2 separate regions of the Homo sapiens genome follow, and region 1 is linked to region 2. Evidence: chromatin contacts called from ENCODE Hi-C data. All regions are on one chromosome and are shown on one strand. The core of a region is the stretch at or near the end of the contact, and the rest is flanking DNA. Distances in the headings are between cores, read along the strand shown.

Evidence for each region. Hi-C counts contacts between places; a loop is a spot of excess contacts on that map. Pooled maps may share reads with other maps.
Region 1: a loop to region 2 is called in a map of heart left ventricle, with 4 times the contacts of the local background. The contact joins two enhancer-like sites. A Hi-C loop is called at or near these places in 12 of 168 maps with a recorded cell type or tissue (B cell, Caco-2, MCF 10A and 9 more), 1 of 37 single-sample maps with no recorded cell type and 12 of 50 pooled maps.

The regions. Positions count from the first base shown.
Region 1 is chr18:55,241,170-55,248,384 of GRCh38, forward strand. The region is part of intron 15 of TCF4 (transcription factor 4); the gene reads right to left. Among named protein-coding and RNA genes, the nearest start is that of LINC01929, 120 kb to the left of the region's middle. RefSeq lists an enhancer at 61-170. Within about 2 kb of position 2,967, at least 6 of the 41 ENCODE cell types and tissues checked have a DNase peak (open chromatin) inside an H3K27ac peak, as active enhancers do; they include heart right ventricle and left ventricle myocardium inferior, where a contact is called at or near this core.
Region 2 is chr18:55,108,330-55,114,851 of GRCh38, forward strand. It overlaps LINC01929 (long intergenic non-protein coding RNA 1929), which reads right to left. Exons shown (of 3, transcript NR_110743.1): 3 at 1-324. Among named protein-coding and RNA genes, the nearest start is that of LINC01929, 13 kb to the right of the region's middle. Within about 2 kb of position 2,367, at least 2 of the 41 ENCODE cell types and tissues checked have a DNase peak (open chromatin) inside an H3K27ac peak, as active enhancers do; they include heart right ventricle and left ventricle myocardium inferior, where a contact is called at or near this core.

The DNA.
Region 1 (7,215 bases), core at 1,717-4,216, 130 kb after region 2:
AAATGCAAACGGATGTGAGCCGACCTCAGTTCATCTTTCTTGTACTAACTCATACGTTCCATCTATTAAAACTGTTTCATTTCTCTCTTCTGTGTCCCACACCCTCAATTCTCGACATCATTTTCCTATACAGTGGAAACCATAACTGGAGAGAGCTCACCTAGCGGGGACACTGGCAGATTAACAGAGCCCATTCCTCTATCTCTTCCTTGCTCCACATAGCAGGCTAGTAAGTAGATGGTATGGAACTAAAGTTAATCCATCCTAGTGAACCAAACATATCTAGCACAGAGAATATGGTGAAGTCTAGCAATTATGTGTAAACAGCTTTTGTTTAAAGGAAAAGACAACTGGACACTTGATTTACACTTGGAATTCTGAATGCCTGAAGTGCAAGCATACCTGTGAGAGTGCACAGTCATGCTGCTGACCTCCACACAGTTTTTAGCCAGTCCAGGTGGCCCATCCCTAAGGATCCCTAGGGATTTACCATTACCCATTGGCCTTTATTTCTTAAATGCTTTTCTTGTTATTCAAGTAACACATGCTTACTGTAATATATTTGAAAAGAGAGTAGAAGTATAAAGAAGCTCACCTAAACGAATGAACCATTTCTTCCCCATCACTTTCCAAATACTCATCTTTTAAATGCAATATTCTCTCTCCATCAGTTGATGCAATATTAAGGCTTCAGCCTGGCTCTTGCTTGCTGTATGGATCCAGTCTAAGAGGTCCACCTTGTGCTGATGCATCCTTCACCTAGACTCCCAGGACCAATGCAGTTCCCTCCTATTTTTAAATTCCTCACTATCAATGTTCAATTACCTACGCATGGCCTCTCATCTGCTGGGTTAACGCCCACATCACTAAGGCTTGAGCAAAGCCCTCCCTGCTCTGTCTGCTGGGCTAGTTTTTTCCTCCTAACTCACCAACTGCTTCTCTTTTATTAGCCTCACAGATCCCCTCACTCTCTGACCCTTCAGGGCTGAGTGGATCTCCAGAAATCTCCACTTTCTTGTCACCTCACGAGCTCACTATGCATTACAGACACCACCCTTAAAACACATTCAAGGTCATTGTTGAATGGTGCAGGGCATAAACTTCAATAAGTTTGTTTTGCTGCCATTCGTAAAGCCTATACTTGTCTCCATTTGTGGGCATCCCATCCCAAGGACAGGAACTGCACAGGTCACTGCACGGGAGTGTAATAGTACAATGTGCAGTTAGATGCTTAGCAAATGATGACACAAATGCTATGGATCTGTGAGACTATGTCTGAAATTTAATTGTTTGATATTGCCAAATATACATTTAGCATGTTTCTATCAAATAAACATTTCACTTAATTTGACAAGCGCCTTATGAAAGTGTACTATATGCAAGGCACTACATGGGCATTTGCAAGGAAAAATAAACACGTCTATGACTTTGCAGGCACTGATTTTTTTTTTTTTTTTTAAGATGGAGTGTTGCTTTGTTGCCCAGAAAGGAGTGCAGTGGCATGATCTTGGCTCACTGCAACCTCCGCCTCCCGGGTTCAAGCGATTCTCCTGCCTCAGCCTCCCCAGTAGCTGGGATTACAGGCGTGCACCTTTACGCCCAGCTAATTTTTGTATTTTTAGTAGAGACGGGGTTTCACCATGTTGGCTAGGCTGGTCTCGAACTCCTGAACTTGTGATCCTCCCGCCTTGGCTTCCCAAAGTGCTGGGATTACAGGCCTGAACCACCGCGCCTAGCCCAGGCACTGATATTTTAATGATGGGATAATATTACTATACAAGGCAAAATACGATGAATGTCATAAAGGAGTACAAGGTCATGTAGGGTTTTAAAAAATGATGAAGTCATACCCGTTTAGGAAACCAGGGACTACTTTAAGAAGAACATGACATTTTAGGCAGGTTTTGAGTGATGGGTCGAATTTTGATATAGATTATCCAAATATATTTTTAAAGAGCTGACGCTTAACACAACTAAATAATATCCCAAATTTAAGTGAAAATTTCATTTTATATCAATAAGTGGCATGATTTAGATACTGTGTATGTGTGAAGAAGCAAGCAGCTAAGGACTGTGTGTTAACATGTGTTTTCATATTGTCAGACTACATATTTCTGACAAAAAGCAGATTTTTGTAAAGCCCTTTGTAAAGCTCAATGGCTTTGCTACAAAGTGAACAACACAGGGCATTTTGGACACAAATGGTACCTCACTGTATGTGTGTATTATTGGCCCAAATGATTCACTCTTATTTAATTGCCATGAAGTCTTTCATCTCGCAGCTATACAGTAATAGTTTCCATATGACCAGTGGCTCTGCTATAAATAAGATCAAAAGCAGAAGAAAGGATTTAATAAAAGAAAATGACATTAAGAGTAGCATTAAATCAGGGGAAAAATACCTATATCCAACTCGTTTTTTGTTTGTTTGTTTGTTTGTTTTTTGAGAATAAAGCACCCAGAGTACTAGGCAGTTTCCCCAATATCTCATGAAAGGTCTTTTTGCAAGCAGTAGGTATCTGCAGAACCCATTGTGTGCACCTTAGAGTGGCAATGATTAAGTTGTGAGGGTACGTGTGAGGGGTAGAGGGCAGAGTGTCCCATTTAGAGTCAGGTTGGAGAACAGGTAATAGACCAAACGGCAAATTTCACATGGTAAAGAGTACAACTGCAATGTGTCAATGGCAAACGTTCACCCATTTCTCTGTCCTTTTCTGTTCTATTTAATGGAGAAAGACTTTTTGGTAATTCAGAGTTTCTCAGAGAATCATAACATTGCTCAATGCTAGTACATGAGTTCTGAGAAAGGAAGTTTTTTTTGGCAAAGCACAGTGACTTGATATGAAAAGCCAACTTCCCAAACAAATTTTCTTCTAGTTCTTAAAAAAAAAGTACAATGTTAATCTCTATTCCCGACTGGATAAACAGCTGCTAATAACCTCCAGCTCCCAGGGGAGGAGGCTTACTTCCTTTCATCTTCAGACTGGTGGATACCTGACGTGCACTGGCCTTTAGTGGTTCCACATGTTTTTTGCTTTGCTTTTTTTCCAGACTGCTTCGGTACGGGTCTTGCCAAGTCGGGTCTCTTTTCCCCCTTTCCCTTAGATTGCATCCAAAACCTTGGAAGATATAGTCAGTTATGGTACTGCTTATTTGAAATAGTAGTTCTTTTACTGTTGGTGTGTTTAAAGAGGAAATTCAAACACCCAAAGGAGACTAGAGCGCCTTGGGCTCTTGTATCTTGAAGCCCTGTGAGAAAAATGACCATTTTAGTTCCTTTCATACTGAGCTAATTATTCACTTGAGGGCTGGCTATGTTCAAAAATACTCAATTTCTAGTAGTATTGCTAGTGCACTTACTTATTAATACTTATAGCCGTGTCCTAAATAAAGGAGCAAACTTCAACACTTTTTCTTCTAATAGGAAGTGCCCTGCAGAAGATTCCAGAGCCAGTCGGCCTCTGAAGTCTTTCTCACTTGCTCTTAAGCACCTGCTTTAATGGTGACCTCAGTTCTATATCTCAAGGTTTAGACATTTTGCAAAACAGCTTTTTAAACAAATACCAGCTGTTTCCCATCTAGACTACAGGGGGAAAATTTTGGGCAGCTTACAGAAACATTACCCAGAGACTACCATTCTCCAATAACTTTCACACACTTTCAGCTCCAAAAGAGACCCGTCCGTGTGCAGAAGCCAGGGAGAAGGCAAATGTGAAATTAAAATGTGGAAACTCAATACCGTGGTTTTTGACAATGTGTCCAATTAACTGCTTTAAAATGAATGTGGCTATTGTATCAGGACAATGCTTCCCTAAAGATGTCATTTCACTAATATTGGACAGATCTTTTGGTTAAACTCAACTTTATAGTTCTAAGATGATTTATGGATATAGAGGAAGCTATAATTATGCACAACTGTGAATGTCAACCAAATAGGTAGAACCCTCGCATTACAGAAAATGTAATGCTACAGCTTTTTTTCAGTTCTCACTCCTAAAGCTGCTTTGCCTAAACCCTCTTCTTACTATGAACCCATTTTCAACTTCTGTTTTCTAAGCAATTAAGATACTTTTGATTTGAAAAATTTACAGCCATAATAAAAGTTAAAATAACACAACGGCCATGGAATGTGAAAAAATATAAAATGGCCAAGGCCTAATCTTGGCTTTTAAACAGTGCCAAGTTGCTCCAGTATTTTCTGTTTTGGTATGAATGACATAACTGAATTACTTCATGAGTTGCTACTTTAATTCCTAAGGGTGGAAAATTCCATGAGTTAACTTAATTTGGATGTAAAAAATATACATGAAAGCTCGCTCTTCCTGTGGACTCTCATGTGAAATATTCGAGCCAACTGCTGGAGCTGCCGTGCTGTGGAGGGGCTTTTCACCCAATGCAGCCCTGGCTGGCAAGCTGCAAGGACTGGTATCATCAGGCAGTTTTCTTACTTCCATTTAGGTGCATGAGCCTTTATTTTCTGTTTTTGGTTTTAAATCATGTTTATTATATGGCTCTGAAACGCCTTTTCTATCCTGTCTCTAATTGTTGAAATTCTATGTGGACTCGAATATGAGCTCAATGGCATCTTCTCCGGGAAGCTTTTCCTAGCGGTCTGAATTGCTCCTTAGGTCATTTCATAATTCTACCTTGCATTATAGTTAGACCCATATTTGTATTATCACTCTACCAGGATAAAAGGCCTGTAAGATCAGATACTTTCTTTTACACGTTTATGCATCCCCAAAAGCATCTGAAGCACAGCAGATGCAGAAAGAGTGAATGAACATATGTATATTTTCTAATATATACAATATATACTTTTCCCTCCAGAAAATCTGCTTTCCTGAGAAAATAAGGGTAATATTGCATTTTTTTAAATGCACAGTTGTGCCTATTCCAAATTATGGATAGTTTAAGATTATGTCCCTGTAACAGTTCATTTAAAAAATGATGATCACTGTGCTATTAAATGTGTCTGCCTGCCTTTTCCTCCACAATTTAAGAAGAAAACCATGTAAGGATGTAAGAATATGATGAGGTTATAGGGTCTATTTTAAATACACGTGTGTGTGTGTGTGTGTGTGTGTGTGTGTATCTTTTATATTTTAAAACTGGGAAAGACAAGGTTTTTGTCTTTGATTTATTTAAAATTCATGGCTCCAAGATGCTAAACACCAGAGAACTAGGATTTGTTTGTCCTAGGTGCAGAGAGAGCAGGGTTTTGAGGTAAACATCCAATGCCAGACTGTTTCAACATCATAGAGTCTGAATTTGAGTAAAATATGTATTCATGTGGAGAGAAGGGGAAATACCTAAGGTGGCCAACCATGTTCACATATGGGCATGCACAGTGTCCTCATCACTTTTCTTAGGGGCTGCTGAATAGAGCTTAAAGGATCTTACTTCTATTGCTGTTTTCAAAATCTTTTGACTTTTCTTTAAATTAATATAGAAATATCAAATGGTAAGCTCAAGGATTCTCAGCTGTTATCACTCATCCATGGCTAAAAGAATTTCTTCAAGTTCTTTTACCTTTCTGTCCTTTTTTTTTTCAGTTTTAAAAAAATAAAGTATGATATTGATAAAGTTCAAAACTTTCGGTTGAGGTTGCTAATCTGCTCTCCGAAATACTTGATAGTTGTGGAGATTAGGAGAGATGACAGAACACTAGAGAAGGCAAATATCCTAATTTAAAGAAAAACAAGATAGTAGCTATTGAAAGATGATGTTGACCACCAATAGCTTGGGTGAAATTCTGTAACAGGGTATTTAGAAAATAGTTTTGAAAGTGCTCTGAAACACAGGAATGGCCTCTCAAACTCAGTTTGGTTCCACCAGAGCAAGGCATTCTGGACAAGCCTCATTTCCTGCTTCACAGTGAGTGCTGCATGCCCGGCTTCTGTGACAACGCTACGGACAAAATGAGCAAAGGTGGGCCATACGGTGTATAAGGAGGGAGACAGAACCAGCTGAGATTAAACTCAAAGGATAGAAGACAGCACTCGTGTAGAAAGAATGTCTGTAACACTGAGCCTCATGGCCTTCTGGTCAATCCCCTCCCCTGAAAATATTGTATTGGTGGCTTTGATGTGGGCATTAGTCACACCCATCACATTTGCCAGCAACAGAGATGGCAGAGTATGTGACTGAATGAGGGCTTCAGGGAAACCATTAAACAGGAATCAGACTGAGGCTACAACATAACATTCAATGGGGTTTCATGAAGTTTTGTACAGACACAACAAAAAGTACACAATGAGACTGGGGAGATAGGTGGCTTATGGATTTCAGTTGATTACAAATTGAATATATGTCAGCAGGACAATGAAAGCATCAAACATAGCAAAACAGGATATTGTTAGGTGGCCTTAATGAAGATACAAGGTACTGAATGGGGGAGGAGATAGATCCACCCTAGTCCACTTGATCCTTTCTTAAGCACTGTGTTCAGTTTGCGGTTCCACACACTAAAAGGTTCTTGTGGAGAAAAAGGCATCCTTGCTAAACTAGGGAGAATGCACTGGGAAGCAATGGAGTTCATGACAGGGAGTCCAAACTTTTTTTCAGGTTAAATATTTGAAGATAGTGATGTTTCGTCTAGAGGGAAAAAACACTCAGCAGACTGTCTTCAAATAACTGAGTTTCTCAAGTGCTTGTTGGACTTGATTTGTGGGCAATTCTATTGGGCAGAAACATAAGGACTGTAGAAAAAAGCAAATTTGGGCTGGACCTAGGAAGAACTTTCAAATATTTGATGAAAATGGACTTTGTGGGCATTTGGAGCTAGTCACCCTTGAAGGAAGGAGGCTGATCAAGACTTGTTGACTGCTTGGCAGGAAATCTGTAGGGAGATTTCAGTAGAGATAATCTCTTAAATTCCCTGAGAGTCCATGGGAATAACTGCTTAGAAATGAAGTATGCACTCAAATAGACACAGAACTTTATGGAATCAAAACCTGTGAAAGCCCAAGAGGAGCAACTGATAAATTGATAAAGATCAAAACTTTCAGTTGAGGTTACTAATCTGCTCTCCGAAATACCTGATAGTTGTGGAGATTAGGAGAGATGACAGAACACTAGAGAAGGCAAATATCCTAATTTAAAGAAAAACAAGATAGTAGCTATTAAAAGATGATGCTGACCACCAATAGCTTCGCTGAAATTCTGTAACAGGCTATTTAGAAAATAGTTTTCTATTTTATCAACTTTATCAAC
Region 2 (6,522 bases), core at 1,117-3,616:
ATCTTAATAGATTTTAGGAAAATATTTTAAAATCAACTGTTGGAGAATTTAACTATTTTCAGATGAACAGTTTATTGCTTGATTGTTTTTCCCTTCTTATTCTTCCATGTGGTTTTATGCAGAAGTGATCTGGTTGTAAAATATGAAGAGATGGCAATAAACTCATTTGGCATTATTTGGATCAAGCAGCTGGTTGACTTAAATCAGTTATATCACTTCTGTCCACCTCCATGCGAAGCACTGGTCCAGACCACCATCTCCCTCACCTGGGTTACTACAGCAGCTCCCAGCTGGTCTCTCTGCTCCTCTTCTCACTTCTCCAATCTATTCTCAATGAAGAAGCACAAATGAAAAAATATTAATTGTATCATGTCACTCGCCTTCATTCATTTAATGAGCCCTAATCACAACTCTTTAGCTTCCTGCCACATTCAGAGTAAAACAATTTCCCATTCTGGCTTTTAGGGCCATCCTTGATCTTGCCCTTGACTCTTTCCAATCTTGACTCCTCTTTCCCTGGGTCACAATCCTCTAGCCCCACTGGGCTCCTCTCATTCCACCCCTGGAGCACACAAGCTTTTCCTCACCTCAAGGCTGTGCACATGTTCTTTGCTCTCTCTACTGATGGTCTCTCCCTTTCCTCTCCTTTTTTTCTCAAAAAGAAACCCCTCTTCTTTTCAGGATAATGTCAACTCTTCAAGTAAGCCTTTAGCACCCAGCTAAAAGATCCCGTCCATCTCAGTCCCTTGCTGGTTATCTTCTCAGCGCATATCACAATTAAGAATGGCTCTATTGCTTTATTCTGTGTTATCCATGGGAGCTGACAAATGTCTGTCCTCTTAACTCATATCTTCCCAGCATCCAGCAGAGTGCCTTGCCCATGGTAGGTATCTAATAGGTATTTTTTGAATTAATAAGTGAATGAACAAATGATATTTCTTTCTGAAATCTTTGTCATCAATCTAATCTGAAGATTGGGGATATTCTAAATACAGTTTAAATAGCCTTATATTTCTTATTCTCAGAAAATGGCCAAGATATACTTCTGGGGCTGAATGGCTAGACCTGTTTTCCTATGGGAGGGTATGGGGATTCTAGCCATGTGAGATAGCCCATATTTTCCATCTTGTGTCATGCCAGCACTCAGCAGTTTTTATCCCAGTCTTAGTATAGCCCTGAAATCATGGGAGAATATGAATACAGTGAAGTTCAGATGGAGGGTGGCTCAGAGTAGGTTCCCTGGACTAGAGTCCAGCAACTAAAATCCAACTAGTCAGGCCAATGGCAAATGGGCAGCTCCTGGGCACCACGCAGGTTGCTACAAAGAACTCAGATTGAGTTTAGGAGCTACTCAGAGGAACCTGGAACACAACACTGCATCAGCCTGGAGAACACTTTCAAATGCTGAGAGCTTTCCTTACTCCAAGGGCATGTTTGTGAGCTATACTATCCAACCCCCAACCCCTCATACTTGGAGAGATGTAAATCTGAATGACACTTAAGCTCTTTCTCTCTCGTGGATATAGACTGAGATCTTCTATGGGCAAATCATTTTCTAAAGAGGTATGTCATTTCATAGTTTCTTCCTAGATTTGAGGGGATGATGCTATCAATTGTCCCTTAGCCTTTAGAAGAGAGTAGCCTAAGTTGAAGAGTTGCTTTTGTCATGCTAACCAACAGCCAAAGCAGCAGGAATTGTGTGATTGAGGGGAACTTCAGGCAGCCCAGGAGGTGCAGGAGTTTATATTCTCTCTCTGTGGCCTACTCAAAGGACTTTCTGATACATACACCTCCAGGGGAGTGGATAGAGTTTATCACATAAACTCCTCTAGGGAGGATTACTTAGGTAAGACTGGAAACTCAGAGGATCTGAGTAGGGCCAAAAGCCAGAAACTGGTACTCTGAATTATAATCCAGATGTCCAGTGGGAAATGCAGCTTGGGAGAGACCTGCACAAAAGTCCTCCAGCATTTTTGTAGTTTTTGGATCGTTTACTTTAACAAGCTCTTCCCCCACTGCACTCCCACCTCTACCTTTGTTTGTTCAACCTTTCCTATATTGACTTTAAATTAAAAATAAATTTTACAAAACATAACACAATAGAGATTCGATGGCTAAGTGATCACACAGCATTTGCCCCAAAGAATGAAACAATTAAAATCCCATCAGTCTTGATAACGTTTTGTACCGTGATGCTAGACTTCCTGTTGCTTTGACCTCTCTCCTTCCGGCATCCTGTCCGGGGACAGAAATGACACCACAAACGTTTCCTGTGCCTGTCCTCTCCACTTCTGACCCCTCACTACATCCTCTCTCCATCTATTTGGAGAGCAATGATTTGGTTCCTTTGGAATTCCTCCCAGTTCATATATTTGATGACACTTGTTGCTAATTTGGGATGCCGACAATGCAGGCAAAAGCCCGGGCTGAGCTCATACCAGCCTTTAGCCTCCTACGCCACTAGCATACTGGCAAATTGGAAATGCAATATTCTTAGCTATTTTTGGTCATAATTTGTTGTGGGATCCCTTCTCACTGCAGTCTTCCTGAGTATCCTGGATATCTGAAATAAATTAATATCTTAAACTCTTTTAGATACTTTTTCTGTGCCCACTCATTTTGAAAACACCTCTTGAAGTATCATAAATCAGTGTCCTGCTGTGCAACTGTGGGAAGGGTCCTCTGGACAGAGGCTGAGGTCAAGGACTCCAAGTCTGGGACCAAGGAGCTACCATCTTGCTATTTGCCCTGGTGCCATAGGAGCCTTCCTTTTCTTCCCCAAGCATCTCATGTCTGTAGAATTAAGATGTCAGCCCATAGCATAACAGCCAATGGCCAGCCATGCTTAATGCTGTGGTCTGCAGAGCATTCAGTACATTGTTGCCAGCCAGAAGATATTAAATACAAGTCATGACCATACTACCATAGAATAATAATTAAAAGAAGATGAGTTCTGTTGCCTTCATGGTACTCTCCTCCCCATAATTTAGCAGCTGATGGGATTGGGAAGCCAGGCCAGGTACAGAAATGGGGCCCCAGGTGCTGTCTGCATACCTTCCCTGCACCAGGAGGCCTTGGTTCTGAGCCCTGTGCTGTCTGCCTGCTGGCCAGCTGCCTGTGGACACCCACAGATGCCCCCCTGCTGCTCCAGACACACCACTGGAATCTATTCCCAAACAGCACATGTTGGGTTCACATTTTCATCCTCTTCCTTCTTAAGATGAAATCTCCCATTTTTTCCTCTACTGAGAGACCCTACTAACTTACTTTATCTGAATCCACACCTGAACATGATCACTTACCTTTCAGAAGCCAAAAATTAATTACTGGCCTTGCCCAAATCTGCATATCCAGAGCCTAGAAATGCTAGAAGTATTTTGCAAAGTGCCTGGCACAGAGAAGGCATTGACTATGTGGCTTACTGAAGGGAGGGAAGAGACAGAGACAGGAGAGGGAGTAGGAAAGAGGGAGTGAGAAACATTCTAAAACCCAGAGACATTCTAATGTTAAGCCTTCCTTGGGTCATTCCAAGCCTTTCAAAGAGACCTACATCTAAGAGAAAACTATGATTTTACCACCTTATGTGGTTATGTGCTTTTATGACTATCAAAGATATGGAGATGCCAGGAAGAACAGATTGACAATAGCAGCAACAAAAGCAGTACCTAAGAGTTATGAGAACTTTTTGGGAGGCACTTTGAAATCTTTGACACGTGTGGACTCATTGAATTTCCAAAACAATGTCATGGATATAGTGAGTAATACTGTTATAGCTATTTGATAGATGAGCAGATGGAATTTAGAGAGATTGAGTAACGTAAAAGTTAGGAAGTTGGAGGGGGTGGTGTTGAATTAGATGTCACATCTACTTAGGGGTTTCTTTAGGTCTTCTCTGAAGGTTCTATGACCCTTCTCCATGGTTCCAAGTTCTCAGAATGTGAAGAAGGCAGGCTCAGTGTCATCTTTTCCTGCTGTCTTAACTTGAATGCTTTATGATTTGATACCCTGAATCCTCTTTGCAACTCTACTTCGGTTGGGATCTCCTGGTGCCCAGCATACCTGTCTCCCTAATCCCACAGCCTCCTGAAACAGCCACGTTCCTTCCCTGTATTGCCTCCTCGTCTTTCAGTGGGGGGTGACAACAATTCAGGCTCTTTCAGTTGGGTGCCATCAAGGCTTTTGTGAGTTGCTGCTATGGAGACAAAGCACAGGTACCGTTTCCATTTGCCACCAATTGCTATTAAAAGACAGGCACGGGATGGGAGCCCAAGATGTTCAGTGAATCAACCTGGAACTTACCCCTTTTTGAAAATTCTAATAGAGGGTAATTCAAGCATGTTTGTTGGTGAGCCATCTGCCTCAGGGACCAAGCACAGGTTAGATAATTAAACTCAACCTGTTCCTGCATGGCTGTCTGACTTACCATTTACCTCATTTCAGACTACTCGCCTCCAAAAACCCACTCTCCAAACTGGTTAACTCATTGTTCCCCCAAAACACCTGTCCTCCCTTCTTATTTTTACTCATGCCATCCCATCCACCTGGAATGCCCTTACTTTACTCTCCCTTTCCAGATCCTTATCATTTTCTTCACAATATGTTCCCCAATCACCTTGCTCACAATGATCAGTCTCTCCCTTGGATTCCAATAGTAACGAATTCTATATAATTTGTCTGGTAATTAATCACATGCTGCCTTACAACATTCTACTCTTACCTTAAACTGTTATTTAAATCTTTAATTTTAACATAACTGTTTCCATATGTTTGTCTTATTTCCTTAATTGGAATATAAGATCTTCAAAGGCAGGAGATATATTATACAATTGTATCCCCTTTAGTACTTGGTATGGGGCTGATTGTTCATCTTTTTTTTTTTTTCCTTTTTTTTGGCAAGTGGACAGCCAAAATTATAAAATTTCAGCCAATTACTTTGGTAATAATAGATCAATAATAGTCAAACATGTATGAATGAGTGGAGAACGTGAGACACTTTCTAACCCAGAGAACTGAGGAATGAGCAGGAACAAGAGGACTTTTAGGAGTCCACTGGCCATATCTCTTTCAGGAAGCTTTCAGTCTGCTTCCTTTCTTCCAAAGGAAGACATATAATTCTAGAAAAATGCCTCCATAATTCTTCGTTTGTCTCTCTTTTTCTCTTCCCCATCCCTTCCACCTTGCAACATGCATACTTTATTTCTTCTCTTTTTCTTTCCTCTTGAGTACTCATAAAGACACGTCCTAATGCTTTTACTGTGGCTGTGACATCTTCCTTTGCTACTCAAGGCCAGGGAGTTTGAACCCTCATTGCACAAAGAAATAATTAAAAAGACCTTAATGAAATTAGTATATGTGGTAGGCAGCCTCTGTGATGACCCTCAAGGACCCCAGACTCCTAATATACACACCTCTGTAGAGTCACATTCCTCGAGTGTGGGCTGGAACCAGTGACATGTTTTTAACAAGTGGAAAATAGCAAATGTGATAGTATGGCACTTTCCAGATAAGGTTCCAAAGAAACTTTGGTTTCTGTCTTGCCTGCCTTCCCCGCCTCCTTTCTCTGAGCCTTCCCTCTAGGGGAAGTTCCTCTAGGGAACAACAACTCATATGTTGTGAACAGCCCTGGGAAGAGACCCATGAGGCAAGGAACTGCCAGTCCAAGGGCCCCGAGGTCAGCTGTGGGAATGAGCTGGGAAGTAGATTCACCCCAGTTGAGTCCTCACGGCCCTGGCCAACACTTCATGGTAGACCCTGAGCCAGAGAACTGAACTACGCCACCGAGATTCCTGACCCACTCTAGCTGTGAGATTGAAAACATTAGATGTTTTAAGCCACCAAATTTTCAGGTAATTTGGTATGCAATTAGATAACTAATACAGTATTTAATTATGGTTAACCATTCAGAAAACAGGCAGGATCATCTGAATGCCTCTAATGATGTTTATAACATTTTCCTTTTGTAAGCTTGAAAAACATAGATGGTTCATTTCAGACAGAATAATTGAGTTGATACTAAGTGGTTGGTCCACTTGCTCCATGTTCTATTGTCCGTCTTTGATCACAGTGAGTCTGGCTGATGATTAGCAATAGATCCAGAGCTGGGCCAAGATTTCACAGCTAGATAGATGTCTGATAAACTAAACAGTGTGGGACAAGTCACTTAGCCTGCTGTAATTCTCAAGATGATCAGGGAAAAACTGGTATCCTCAGTGGCTTAGTCTCCAAAGTTCAGCAAAGTTCTAGTAATTACTCAGGAAAGAACTAAGCTTTTGCTTCACTATTTGAGATTGTACCTTCCCTAGTCAGGATAAATCTCACTTGTTTAATGGACAAACTGGGATCAGCAAACCATAGCTCATAGGCCAAATCTACACCACTGCCTGTTTTTGTAAATAAGGTTTTATTGGGACATGGCCACACCCATTTTTAGATATGCCTGTCGCTGCCTTTGTACAGCAAGGACAAAGTTGAGAAGCTGCAACAGAGTCAGTGAAAGCCACAAAGCCTAAATTTTTTATCATC